Regions from separate parts of the Homo sapiens genome. Here region 2 is linked to region 1. A link is a loop called in an ENCODE intact Hi-C map of the cell type or tissue named here. Cell type or tissue: A673. All regions are shown on one strand. Links, peaks and the distances in the headings refer to the core of each region. The heading gives the core; the rest is flanking DNA. Region 1 overlaps LOC101929200 (a long non-coding RNA gene). Region 2 overlaps ADAMTS16 (ADAM metallopeptidase with thrombospondin type 1 motif 16).

The links. Peaks named below come from ENCODE experiments on the same cell type or tissue, not always from the same donor. Only the 100,000 strongest peaks of a DNase experiment are listed, where the experiment ranks them.
Region 2: it touches region 1 in a loop (4-fold over the local background); 3 of 110 quality-filtered maps call a loop at or near these places.

What each region holds. Positions count from the first base shown.
Region 1 is chr5:5,336,462-5,343,858 of GRCh38, forward strand. The region is part of intron 2 of LOC101929200 (a long non-coding RNA gene); the gene reads right to left. Among named protein-coding and RNA genes, the nearest start is that of ICE1, 83 kb to the right of the region's middle. RefSeq lists enhancers at 4,517-5,018, 5,019-5,518. In A673, for the core only: a CTCF peak has its summit at 4,043; a DNase peak (open chromatin) is centred at 4,040; H3K27ac peaks cover 1,844 bases.
Region 2 is chr5:5,189,646-5,197,042 of GRCh38, forward strand. ADAMTS16 (ADAM metallopeptidase with thrombospondin type 1 motif 16) reads left to right here. Exons shown (of 23, transcript NM_139056.4): 7 at 326-485; 8 at 2,040-2,145. Among named protein-coding and RNA genes, the nearest start is that of ADAMTS16-AS1, 17 kb to the left of the region's middle. In A673, for the core only: no CTCF peak of the experiment used is centred there; a DNase peak (open chromatin) is centred at 3,246; H3K4me3 peaks cover 389 bases; H3K27me3 peaks cover 404 bases.

The sequences.
Region 1 (7,397 bases), core at 2,823-5,322:
TACTGGTGCTACCTAGGTTGAAGAATGAGAAGTGTATAAGCCAATCCCTGTTCTGGAGTGGCTTTCTAATTATATTGTGGAAATAAGTTTTCCAAATTTGAAGCCGCAAGCAGCTACCATAAGAGCCTGCATAAATAAGCATGGAAATTGACACGTTGATTTTAAAATCATGGTGTTGATGTTGAGTTTGGGATGAGGGTGGGAAGAGGAGCCACTTATCTGATTAGGAGGAACTCGCTGAGGTCTGGAGGCAAAAAACTCTCCAGGCTGATGTCACAACACAAGCACAAGAAGCAAAATATCAAAAGTACACGTAGGCTGTGTGAACCATGTACACCGGCTAAGTGCAGGGCCAGGATGGAGGGCAGGAGAGGGGCTGAGGAGGAAGGGTACCTTCCCACAGGAGCCATGGAGTCAAGGCTGGAACCAATTCTAAGGATGAACTGAGACTTGCCAGTCAGTGAGAGAAGACTGGACCATTCAGGAAGCCAAGACAAGTGCCATGGGCAGCACAGGGAGGAGGGACGAGGGTCCTCCTCAATGATGTGGCAAAGGACTGAAGCCGGAATGGGAAACAGGAAGAGAAACTAAGAGGTAAGTCACCAGAAGTACGGAACATAAAGAAGACCCCATGAGCCCTGGATTTACTGCCTGAGCGCCTGAGTCATGGTGCCGGGGGAAGGGGAAAGGTAGGAGCCTGAGAGACACAGGTCTTCCATCTTAGAGGCAGAGAGGCCAGGTTGGGCCAACCGTCAATCTAACTCTTTTCCTTCATGGATCCTAATTCTGACTGATTGTGTGACAGATGCTTTCTCAATAATTACTAAATGGAGCTTTTGGAATTTTTATGAAAGCTAATATAGTGTTTTTCTTTAGAAGCCAAGGTGTCCCAAAGTAGACATCACTGCAGTGGGAGCAGGATCATTCTCCACCATGAGCGAATGTTCTGGTGGCCCACTGTGGGGTGGTAGGTGCTGCATGCCTCTTCTCCAAACGGAACACTAGGCGGGCCTGCCCTCCATTAGCAAGGACAAACTAGAACAGCATGTGCATTCCCTATGCTCCCTGGGGGTGGGGGCAACACCCCAGGGGGAGCCACAGCCAGGTCATTCTGCCAGGGGAAGATGTACACACTGCCAAGATGAGCACGGCCTTCCATCTGCGCAGACGAACGTGGGAGGGGGCACGTGAATCAAATCGGTAATTATACCTCAGTGTAGAAAAATTCACTCATAGAAGCATGTAAAATACCAATTCCAGAAGCCCAATCGGCGCACAGAGGAGGCTCAGGGTGACTTCAGCATAGGAGGAGAGACTGGAGTTGAGTCTTAAATGGTAAAGGGAAGGCTGGAGCATTTCAGGAGTGGCACAATGGGCACACAGACACATTGTAAGATATGTGTGTCCTTACAGAGGACACACCTGACATTTTTCAACACTCAGCTTTTGTGTCTCCTTTAGATCATTTTGAACATGACAGCTAAAAACAACCAAACTTATAGGAGATACTGTCCAGTGAAAAACACAACAAATGACTCTAAGGAAACTCTGAGGTTAGAAAAAAAGTCAGTCAGATAATAGATTTCATTTTTTATTTGCTATCATAGTTCATCCAAGACAATTCAATGGGAAAGAATAGCTTTTCCAAAAAATGGTGCTGGTGCAACTTGATATCCACATGGAGAAGAATAAAGTTGGACTCCCACCTCTCCCTGTCTTCAAAATCAACCCAAAATGGAACAGACACCTCCATGTACAAGCCGAAATTGTAAACCTCTTCTATAAATCTGTGTGACACTGAATTTGGTAACAGTTTTCTTATTATAATACAGAAGGCGTAAGCAACAAAAGAAAAAAAATAAATTGGACTTCATGAGAAGTATAAACTTTTTTTTTTTTTGAGACGGAGTTTTGCTCTTGTTTCCCAGGCTGGAGTGCAATGGTGCAATCTCGGCTCACTGCAACCTCTGCTTCCTAGGTTCAAGCGATTCTCCTTCCTCATCCTCCCAAGTAGCTGGGATTACAGGCGCATGCCACCATGCCTGGCTAATTTTGTGTTTTTATTAGAGATGGGGTTTCTTCATGTTGGTCAGGCTGGTCTCAAACTCCCGACCTCAGGTGATCCCATGCTGGGATTACAGGTGTGAGCCACGGTGCCTGACTAAGAAGTATAAACCTTTATGCATCAAAGGACATCATCAAGAAAGTGAAAAGACAACCTGTAGAATGGGGAAAACATTTTCAAATGAATTATCTGAGAAGGGTCAGCTGCAGTCTGAATGTTGGTGTCTCCCCACAATTTATATACCGGGATCTTATACCCAATGTGATAGAATTAGGAGGTGGGGCCTCTGTGAAGTGATTAAGGCATGAGGGCTCCACTCTTGTGAATGGCATTAGTGCCCTCATGACAAAGGCTCAAGTGAGATTCCTTGCCCCTTCGGCCATGTGAGGATGTGGTGATGAAGCACCATCTTTGAAGCAGAGCAGCCCTCACCAGACAGAGAATCTGCTATTCCCTTGATCTTAGATTTCCCAGCCTTTGGAACTGTGAGCAATGCATTTCTGTTGTTTATAACTTACCCAGTCTAAGGTATTTTGTTATAGCAGCCAGAAAGGACCAAAACAGGCTCTACTATCCAAAACATATAAACGCTCATACAACTCAACAATAAAAAGGAAAGTAACCCAACTAAAAAATAGTCAAAGAAATTAACTGGATATTTATCCAAAGAAGATATACAAATGGCCAACAAGAACAAAAAAAGGTGCTACGTATTATTAGTCATTAGAGAAATGCAAAACAACGGAGGGATAGTGCCTCACATCCACTAATGCAGCGATATATTTTTTTAAGTTAAATACCAAGTGCGGATGCGAATGTGGAGAAATTACCCTAAAACCTTGCTCTCAGGAATGTGAAATGTTGCAGCCTGGAACAGCTTGGCAGTTCCTCAAAAAGTTAAGCATAGAATTCCCATATGCATAGCAATTCCACTCTCAGGTGTAACCCCAAGAAAAGTGAAAGCATATTCAGTGAAAAACTTAAACATGAATATTCATAACAGCATTATTCATAGTAGCCACAGCCAAACTTGAGGGTGAGCAACACACTAGACTTTGGAAGAGTACATTTTAATTCTCTCTCTTCATGGAACAGTCTATTAGGAGCCTAATAATTGTCATCATTTTCTAAGAAGTCAAGGAAGAATCCATTTCATTGGGCAGAGAAATCCCTGTGCCTGGGGCCAGCCTGGAACCACATGCCTTTGCCACGGCCTCTCCTGGCCATACTCTCAAATCTGCATCAGGTAAGCGGGGGCCTGGAGATGTTGGAATGCACCCCCACCCGCCATTCAATGTTTCCAACAGCCGTGGTTGGTAGCAGAACAAACTGTGGCACAGCCAGGGTCTGTGCACCTACACTCCCTCCTGGATTTGGCAAACCTGGGACCTGGAAGAAGCAGGTTTGAAGTTTCCTTGACTTTTCTCAGGACATTTCTATAAGCCCCTCCCAGAGTGAAGTTTAGAACACGTAGGCTAACCTATTACCACTTATGTTTCTTTTCTTCTCAAAGATATTAAACTATTTCTGGGGCAGGGACCCTTTTTGTTTTGATTACTGTGTTTCATGATAAATCCCAAATTGTTCACATTGAGTCCAATTGTATGGAACAATTTTCATTTTGCCTCTTCCATTTGTGTTCATACAATTAGTGGTAAAATTGCCCAAACTTGGCAGCTTCATCTCGGTACCTCCCTATCCCCTAGAAGGATTTGAGGCCAGAATAGAACTGCGTGTGTCTCCAGAGAGCCAAATGCTTGGCTGAGAAAGCCAGGGGGATTGAGCAACATCTCAAAGGCAAATCACCGAGGAAAGCAATCGACCTACCGATCCGCTCAGGAAAAGTCACTGCAAGGAGACTGTAATTGGCAGTGGGGGATACCAGGAAAGATGATCCTAAACATTAGCACACTTTCCCAGACCTCCTACGCTCTTGCCACATGCAGCGTCCCCAGGCCCCCGCTGGCTCCCTCGTGTGTGTGGAATTCTCTGTGCATTTGTTTCCTCTCGGCATTACTCATCCCACGATGGATGACTCAGCTTTCACAGGCCTGAGACTCCCTCCCATCCCCAGAGGGCTCACAGATCACCCTCTCCAGTCTTCCTTTCTTAATGGATTCTGATTGATTTATCTCTAAGTATCTGGAAAATCAATTGCAGATGGAACTCTATAGCATTGCCGCTCTTCGCAGCTGCCTCCCGTGTCTTTCCTACAGCCTGGCTGGGGTTTTCCCAGGCCCAGATGTCCCTAAGTGGTCCAGGATTGCACTCATGGAAACAGGGCTCTCGATCAATTTGCAACACCCAACGTAGGACCCTTAAACTTGATTGAGGAGTTTATTTGGAGGAGTGCTAGCCATTCATCAGAACTGAAGATCGAATATGAAATCACAGAACAACATTATGAATTAACCAGCCAGTCATTGAGTGATCCTGAGTATCTCTGCCATGAACAGAAAGGTAGACCCTCCAGACACCCCCAATATAGGCATTAAAATAGAGGAGCCAACCACAGTCATGGAAACACGTTCATAGAATGTGATTTTTCTTGGGGACGGGTGCTGGGGGGGAGAAAATGTTAACTGTTTCCTTGCTTTCTGTATTCTTGACTCTGTGGTGTGTGTGGCCTCCCTGATGGGAGAGCCTGATCTTTCCAGAACTACTCAGCATCTAGAGCCAGCGACGGGCTTACCCTGGAGTGTGCAAGCCAACCATCCCAAATCCATACCCCAAACCACGCCCTTTATCTAACTCTTACTCACCAAGCCAGTATATCCCCCATCCTAAATCGCCCCAAAGCCAGGTACCAGGCAACCAGAGACCACCGCCGGAGCCCAGAGCCTGCTGACACTATTGTAACCGTCCAGTGCCAAGCCCTTCCCATCAGGCCTTGCCTTTCCCACAGAAAACACAAGCTGCAGCCCAGTCTCTGCACTCACTCCTCCGCCTTTCTTCCTCTTGCCAGACATGGGTGCTTCCCCATGCGGCCCCACTTGGCATGGTGTGACCTCTCCACTCGGAAAACATGAAGAATAAATATCGACTTTCAGTGGCACTCTCCGTGCCATCATTCAGTCATCCTCATGAATTGCAGTCCCAGGGGAGGACCCTGTCACGTCCCTGCTTATTGACCCTCCTTGTCTGCATTTGTCGGCTGTGACCAAGCCCTAGACACAGAATCCGCACCCGAGGCTGTGGCTGCAGTGGGCAGTGGGGGAAGGCATGCTTGTCTTAGGCTGAGACCCTGGCTGAGCTCCCTCTGTGACCACCTCACTGAGTTACGTGTCCTCTAAGCCCCTGGAGAGTGCTGGAATGCCTGAACTGTGCCATATACACCATCCAGCCTCCAGGATACCCCAAGAAATGTTCTTTAAATACATCCCCCAACATCTTATCTACAAATGGCTTGTAGATGCCTTCCTAAGACATAATTGGTACACTACAAAATTCACCCTTTTAACCTGTACAATTCGGTATTTTTAAAATATTTATATGTACAAAGTTTTGCAATCCTCACCACTATCTAATTCCAGAACATTTTCATCATCCCAAAAGAAACTCCATACTATTAGCAGCCAGAGCCTCGGCCCCTGGTAACCACTGATTCATTTTCTGTCTTAATGATTTAGCCCCAGGCATTTCACATCAGTGGAATCATATGCTACATGGCCATTGTATTTGACTTTTGTACTTGACATAAAAAAAGGATAAACCTATTCATTGCAGATAGTGGAGGTCCCACATTTTGTTAACTCTTTCATCTGTTAATTCTTTCATCCCCCGATGCTGCTGTAAACAATGTGTGTACAAGTGTCTGTGTGAACACGCTTTCATTTCTCCTGGATTTATACTAGGAGTGGGATGGCTGGGTTGTATGGAAACTCTGTGTTTAATATTTTCATGAGCTGCCATACGGGCTTCCCAAGCAGCTACACCATTGTGTCCACCAGCAGGGCACGAGGGTTCCATTCTCTCCACATCTTGTTATCCACCATCTTTTTCACTGTAGCCATCCTAGAGGGCCAGAAGTGCTATCTCACAGCGGCTTTGATGTGCATTTTCCTAATTACTAATGACATTGAGTGTCTTTGCACATGTTAATGAGACATTTATATATTTTATTTGAATAAATGTCTATGCATGTCCTTTGCTAATTTTTAATTTGGGTCATTTGTGTTTTAATTGTTGAGTTGCAAGAGTTCTTTACATACTGTGGATATGAGTCCCTTATCAGATATATGATCTGTGTTTATTTTCTCCCATTCTGTGGGTGGGTTTTTTTTTTTTTTTTCACTTTCTTGATAGTGTCCTTTGAAGACAAAAGTTAATTTTGGTGAAGTCTAATATATCTATTTTTTTTCTTTGTTGGTTTTGCTTTTGGTGTCATGTCTAAGAAATGATTGCCTCATCCAAGGTCATGAAGATTTATGCCTGGTTGCTTCTCAGAGTTTAATCTCCCTTTGCTTTTGATGACTCCAGTGATGATCTACACTCTTCTAGGAGGATAAGGAGGAAAAATATTACAGAAAAATGAGTCATTCCAATGCACTCCTTTTTTAGTAATCCCAAGAGATTAATGGCTGACATCATAGAGAAGACCAACACTTAAGACTACATGGAAATTATTAAATTGTATATTTTGGGAAGACTCCCTCTCCTTCTTTCTTTCTTTACATGCCACGAGTGGCCTTCAGGTTTGCCTTCTGTGCAAGTGAATTAAATGAGCTTGTTATTGGCACTGGGTAGTGGAGGCTGCAAGCCTTTGGAGACCTTCCCATTCCTGTCTCCTTCCATCCACTCTCCTGAAGTTGAATTTCTGTTCCTTTTTTTTTTCTTTTTTCTTTTTTTTTTTTTTTTTTTGAGACAGGGTCTCATTCCTTCACCCAGACTAGAGTGCGGGAGTGAAGTGGCTAGGTCATGGCTCACTGTAACCTCGACTTCCTGGGCTCAGGTAATTCTCCCACCTCAGCCTCTTGAGTCACTAGAATTATGGGTGCATGCTACCACACTCAGCTAACTTTTGTGCGTGTGTGTATTTTTAGTAGAGATGGGGTTTCACCATGTTGCCCAGGCTGGCCTCGAACTCCTGGGCTCAAGCGATCCACCTGACTTGGCCTCCCAGAGTGTTGGTATTACAGGCATGAGCCACTGCACCCGGCCCCCTCTCTGTCCTTTTACAGCTGCACTGCCTGCTGCTGCTATGGACTGTCACAAGACCCCAGGGGCCAGCACTTTTCAAGAGTGTAGCCATGTGTGACATGCAGTGGCTGCCTTCTCAGGGCCAAACCAGATTAAGAAGGCCATCGTTGTGTTCCACGTTACACAACAGACT
Region 2 (7,397 bases), core at 1,815-4,314, 150 kb before region 1:
TTTGAAAAGTGTTTTTGAAAGATTTTTGAAAACAAAAAATTCATGCACAGAAGTAATCTTTCTTGGGTCATTGAACATGCATTCAGGATCAGCCAGATACATTTCAATTGTTTATGTATGGAACCAGAGAAACGTGCCTAAGTGTGTACACTGGATCTGTACGGGTTTTATAGAATACGTAAAATACACGCGTTAGCTTATATGCCATCCAGATCCAGCCATGTATTTGAAATCCAGGTCAATAATAGTTTGCTGTGATGACAATGCATTATAACATGTTTTCTCTTCATTATCATGGGGTCCTCGGTCCTTGTCTCTTGCACAGCCAGGACTGGTGATAAGTCACCACGCAGACCACACCTTAAGTAGCTTCTGCCAGTGGCAGTCTGGATTGATGGGGAAAGATGGGACTCGTCATGACCACGCCATCTTACTGACTGGTCTGGATATATGTTCCTGGAAGAATGAGCCCTGTGACACTTTGGGTGAGAACCTCCAGCAGAGTGTGAGGACCGTGTGTGGAATGTGCACCCCTGGCCGTGACACAGTGTTGAGTATTTTTGCCCTTGTTCCTTGTTAATAAGCAGTAGCAGCTTCTTAGTGAAGGTGTAAAGACTCACTTCCCTGTATAAACTTTAGCCAAACATAGAAGTACGCTTGCATTCATCAAGAGTGATTATTGAACAAGTAAATGTCTTACAGATTCCAGAGTTCCTATCTCTTCTAACAAAATAAATACATATATATTTTTTGTTTCTTCTACTGCTTGTGCCAATGGGGTGGATAGATCGAAGGCTTTCTCATTATATAGTGGAAATAGTACATTGATGAGTATCTGTGGAGATACTACGACCAGATTATATTTCCTGTTTTTTCCCTTCTCTCTCTGTATCTCAATCTTAGCAATGTTTTAGACATTTACGGGGCTGGGTGTGACTTGTAGAGGCAGCACTTTGTGATTCTTTCCGGATGGTCTGTGTAAAACACTGTGCTACTGACCAGGATTCCGCTGAACATGTCTTCTAACTCTCCGTTTCTTCCCAAGTTCCTAGGGAGGAAGGGTTTTTGTTTATAAAAACTTTCAGATAAAGCCCAATTTAATAGCGGTTAGTCTTATTGTGCAAAAGCAAGTTAACGTGGTGTCCCGGCTGCTTGTCCTTAGACAGCCCTCCTCACCCAGTTGGCTCTTGGCTGGACTCCGAGAACTCAGGTTGTAGGATGGTTCCCACTGCCCTACCTCCAAAGAGTGGCTCATTGTGCCTAAATTGTGTGTACAAACAGTGTGGTTTCCTTCTGAGGTTCTGGAATTTTGGCAAACTTTAGGCAGTGGGTGCCTATGTGACCAGCTCCCAGAGAAAACCCTGGACACTGAGTTTCTAATGAGTGTCCCTGGTGGACAACATTCACCTTCATTGCCACGACTCATTGCTGGGGAAGAAAGCACATCCTGTGTGACTCTGCAGGGCAAGGACCCTTAGACGTGTGTGCCTGTTTCCCCCGACTTCTGCCCATGTGTTTTCCCTTTGCTGATTTTGCCCTGTGTCCTTTTGCCATATTAAATAATAACCATGAGGGTGACAAATGCTCGTTATGACAGATGTGAATCATTAAAGCTGGGGGTGGTCTTGGGGACCTCCCAGCACACCCATTCTCTACAGCACCTTTTCACTTGGTCTTTTGGGAACATAGGTGTTTAGAATAAGGCAAAGACCTTCCTCCATCTGCAATAGATTCCACGCTTTATTAGAGCCTGCCCCAGGCTCTAATAGAGTCACGCCCCAATTAGAGCCTGCACCACGAACGTTACATAGAACCATGAATTGTGTTCCACAATACAGAGAGTCCTTGGGCTCCCTGGAAGGGAGTCCCTTCCCCTACCTTATCAAGTCCCCTTTATACGGTTGTCTAAGTGTTTCCCATTTCATATTTTCCCATATGAACATAAGAACTAAATTTCACTAAGGGGTAGAAAATAAATATACTATGCTTTATTTTATTACAACACCGCTATGTGTTCTTTTGATCTTTGTCCTTCACAGGATTTGCACCCATAAGTGGAATGTGTAGTAAATATCGCAGCTGCACGATTAATGAAGATACAGGTCTTGGACTGGCCTTCACCATTGCCCATGAGTCTGGACACAAGTAAGTGCATCTCCATGGGAGGATGGCATCCCGAGTTTTTTCCTTACTGGATGATTTCCATGGAAATATTGACTCATCAAGTCAAGTCCATGAAGGGAATTCACATATATCCAACGAGAATGCCATTGACAGTTATAAAATGCTGTCACTTAGGACTTCTGTTTCTATGTCCCACATCGTGCAAATTTTATTTTTATTTATTTACTTTATTTTGAGACAGGCTCACTCTGTCAATCAGGCTGGAGTGTAGTGGCATGACCTCAGCTCACTGCAATGTCTGCCTCCTGGGCTCAAGCAATCCTCTTACCTCACCCTCCCAAATAGATGGAACTACAGGCATTCACCACCATGCTTGGCTAATTTTTGTAATTTTTGGAGTGACAGGGTTTCGCCGTGTTGCTCAGGCTGTGCACATTTGAAAGCCACAGCAATGCACAAGTTTCCATGTCCCTGGGTCTTTCTCCAACACTCCTGTACACACCTGTGCCTAAGATTGAGGATAGCTGTATCTGTCCCGATTCCTCTGTCCCGTGTTTTGAACGTGGTCTGGTGGGCTGATCTCATTCCATGGTTAGCTGCTAACAGGGGACTCTAAATGATGAAGAACAGTGTCAACCCTCCCATTGCTTCCTGCTGTTACCCTCGCGTTTGTGTTCTTGTATATATTTATGTATTTACAATTTATAGAGATGCTATTTTTCATTGGTACTCCAAGCAAGAGTTTGGAAGAGTGGGTACTGACAAGAGATCAGGCAGGCCTCTAGGAACTGATTTGCCTCCCTTATTCCACCTCTGACTGCACCATTAATGGCTTGGAAATAAAAGTTTCAGGGAGCCCCACGAGCCTGGGGGCTCAACACAGAGGCCAGTCCTAGGTTGGCGGTCTCAGCAATGGGCGGTGGGTCATTAGTGTTTTCACCTTACATGAAATGCTTACAATTGTAGAATGAACAATTTCTAGCAATTATTTGTGGAAACTATTATTCTTAATACAATTTCTGAGGCCAATAATTCTGTGAGCTGCTTTACCTTGAAGTATCGTCTGTTAAATAAAAAAATCAAGGGCCCATTTCCTGCCCAAGCAGCTGGGGACTTCCTGCAATCACCCTGAGTAATACCAGAACCACCAACTGGAATGCAAATCTTTTCCTGCTATGCTGCAACAATACTTGAAATTTCTCCTAGAAAAATTTACAACCAGGAATTATAAGTTTTTATTTTTTTTAAATTTCAACCTGATTTTATTGGCAAAAGGAAAACCAAGGCAAGTGTTTGTGATTTGTGGTTTTGCAAAGCTGACTTATCCATTATTGGAAAATGGACTGAGGCCTCAGACTTGTTCAAAGCAGTGTGTGTGTGTGTGTGTGTGTGTGCGCGCGCGCACATATACGTGTACATGTATGTTTGCGTGTGTATACACATGTGCTTGTGTTTAATGGAATTCCACGAAGGTTCTGCACCCTTTAGCTGTGTGAACTGATGACCTGAAAAATGAAGCTTCATATCTTATTACTGATCCCTTCATCACCACAGGTAATGATTGACTATTTCATTGCTTAGAAAATTACACCTTCACTTTATAAAGCTTTCAGTTGAATCATAGTTGTATTTTTAATAGTCTGCTAGAGTTAAAACTTCAAAAACTCTCATTATTGTAACAACATGAGGCTCCTGCTGTCCTCTGAACCATACCTGAATTTAATTAAACAATCAAGGCAAGAAATATTTAAGTCACTGAGGGCTTAGCCAGTGAACGTTCGATAAGCAGTTGAGATATGGGAATTGGCAGTGCCAGCCGTTGCAGGTGGTGAACTTAACTAAGTTAAACTAGAGGCATCCGACACAAGGCCCTCAGTTGATCTTCAGTGTCAAGCAAGTATCAGTGTTGGCATTTATTTTTCTTAGAAGTCAATTATTACTATTTCCTTTCCTCACTCAAATTGGGTGTAGTTGGAAAAAGATTTTCTCCAAACAAGAAAAAAATATTTTTTCTGGAAAGTCAGAATCTAGATGTGAATAAAGAAAGAAGCCAGTCGGGCGTGGTGGCTCACTGTAAACCCAGCACTTTGAAAGGCTGAGGTGGGAGGATCACTTGAGCCCAGGAGTTCAAGACCAGCCTGGGCAACATAGTAAGACCCCATTTCTACAATAAATTTAAAAAATTAGCCAGGCATGGTGGTGTGCGTCTGTAGTCCCAGCTACTTGGGAGGCTGAGGTGGGAGAATCGCCTGAGCCCAGGAAGTCGAGGCTGCAGTCAGTTGAGATTGCACCACTGCACTCCAGCCTGGGTGGCAGAATGAGACCCTGTATAAAAAAAAAATAAAAATAAGCCCTGCATGTGGATGAAGGAGAGTCCCATTGCTAATATAGGATTAACTGCCAGAAAGTATCAGATCTTTCTTGAACACCTGACTTCTTCAAGTTCTCTGAGACAGAGAACCTGGAGCTTGTCAACGAAAAACCTGCTGACCATGTTGAGAAAATAGAAAATATATGTATCTATCATGTGCTAAATGCCAAAATGAGTGGCAATAATAGTAATAGTAGTAACGGTAATGATAATAGTAGTGTCTGCTCTTCATGGAGCACTTTCTGTAAAATTCACCTAGCAATTTCACATACAGCTCAAACCATGGAAACCACCCAGGACAGTTCCTTCTGTCGCCTTCACTGACTTAGGGGAGACTATGTGGAATATTCAGCAAATGTGTATGAATGGAGTCGGGGAATGAGTGACGCAGGGCGTGAGCAAGCAACAGGTGAGGAGTAAACGTTTCAAATGAATTGTTAGCTGTGACCACCACTTCAAATGAGAAAGGCTGTGATGTGTAAGACTCAATGATAAAACTCCGTGTATCTTAGTTGAACTAAACTGAAGACAAACACATTTGTTCAGTTCATGTATTTAGTGAGTTTTATTTTTGGAAGAAGGAATGATAAGTTTGATGCATGGAGCAAACATCAGAGCATCAACGGTCTGCTTTTATCAATGAGCTCCAAGCAGAGTCAAATTTTTGAGTTCTGTACGTCAAGAATTAAAAAGCAATTCTGAATTTATTATGACTTTTACTATTAAAAAACGTGTAAAACATACTGCTTCGAAGGTAAATTTTACTTTTTCAGTTCTGTTTACATTCGGAGGACATTATTTGGGATGGAGGAGTACTTCTCCATGCCTGCAACTCATAGGTTTCTAACCTTTAACTCAAATAAAGATTTCAGTTAGTGTCCATCCAATCTGTCCTCCTAAGTTCCACTTTTTAAAAAAATCTCAAAATATCATGTAGTTTATGCTAGGGAATGTGACCTAAAAATAGAAATTACTAAGAACAGGTGTTTGGATTTGTGTTGGAAAGAGAGGAGGAGAGACTGGAACCAGAACTGAGATATGTGTTCTCCTGTAGTACATGGGATTGAATCAGGATTTGTATTAAGCTGGTGGTACAAGGAGAGTTTCCTGGTTATGTTAAATCACTTGACACAGGACATGTGGTTTGCTAAGGCAGGTGCTGAAGCATTGGCACAGATGCACCAAGGGCTGAACTGCGCATTTGGGAGAATATGTCATCTGTGCATGAATCCATCTGAAAAATTCCCATTTGCTAAGGGAAGTCATGTCATTTGATGGGTAGGGCTCTGGGACTCAGATTCCAGATCAGCACAGTGCTACCACAGTCTGATAGTGACCAGGGAGGGTGCCCTTAACAGCTCTTACCTAGGTTTCCGATCTGCAAAAACAATAGAGCACTATATGCTCCGTAGCTCATATATGCAAGTGTAATTTAGGTTGCATTATTTGAGCTGTACATTCCACTTATATAAAATAGGCTTAAATAGCCAAGTTGCATTATCACTTGAGACCATTGAGGTGCTATAAAACAAATATATTAACTGTGTGCAGAAGTATTCATTATTCATCAGTCTGTCTCTTGCATTTCCCCAAGTTTATGGACCCAGTCACTGGGCACAATTTGCATTCTGAGAGCAAGGCATTGTGTAGGAGTCTACAAAAAGACTAGTGATCTATGCCCTTCCAAAGTTTAAGAGAAAAGAATAAATAGATATGCCATGCAAGATATCAAGTAATGAGAGCTGTCGGTATTGCAAGAGACCACACAGGGACAATCAGGGAGGTCTTAAAAGAAGCAGCATTGGGCCGTGTGTGGTGGCTCACTCCTGTTAATCCCAGCATTTTGGGAGCCCAAGGTGGGTGGATCATGAGGTCAGGAGTTCCAGACCAGCCTGGCCAAGATGGCGAAACCCCATCTCTACTAAAAATACAAAAATTAGCCGAGTGTGGTGGCAGGTTCCTGTAATCCCAGCTACTCAGGAGGCTGAGGCAGAGTAACCTCAGGAAGTAGAACTTGAACTCAGGAAGTAGAGGTTGCAGTGAGCCGAGATCACGCCACCGCACTCCAGCCTGGGCAACAGAGAGAGCCTCCATCTCAAAAAAAAAAAAAAAAAAAGCAGCATTGGTGTCACTATTGGTATCACTAGTAGTTAGCTTGAAAATACCATTCAGCTCAACCACAGTCACTGGAGATGCCCCTTTCAGTATTTGATGATGACATGTGCCTCCACCCCATTTGTGGCTGTGCTTTGTCACCAGTCTGGGCCTCTTCCAGTGCATCAGGGAGGCATGTGGTGATTTTTAAAGACTTGAAGAATATTGGAGAAAGCCAGCCCCTCTAACCATCATCTGGACTGGGGATTGTCAGGCTGCTCTCTGGGTAGCTGTGGTAGGTCAGAGCATCAGTTCTTACCAATTTTATTTGTTGTCATTCCTCTTAGGATTTCTTGTCTGTTTCTGTGTCCAACAAGTATTTGAAATCCATTAATATTTGGCCAGACCTTCCCATACACATGCATGCACATATGCATACCAACCATGAATGGCACTTAGGTGTTATATGATTTGACCAAGACCACATTTGGATCCTGGAAGGGAATAGAAGTTTTGAATTTTCCTTTCTGATGTGCACAGTCCCAGGCATTCTGTACAGTTCATGAGGAAGGTTTTACTATCCCATTTTATATATAAAGAAACTGAGGCTGGGGGGGTCAAGTAATTTGCCCAATATCAAGCAGCTTGTGAATGACAGAGCCAAGACCCTGACTGAGGTCCCTGCACCTCCACAGCCCATGCTGTCTCCCATTTTCTTCTCTGCCCATTTCCCTCAGTTCCCCGCAACTGCTGTCTTCAGCTCAGCCTTCTATCTTTCATGGAGGGTGAGCTGTGCTTCTCCAGATGC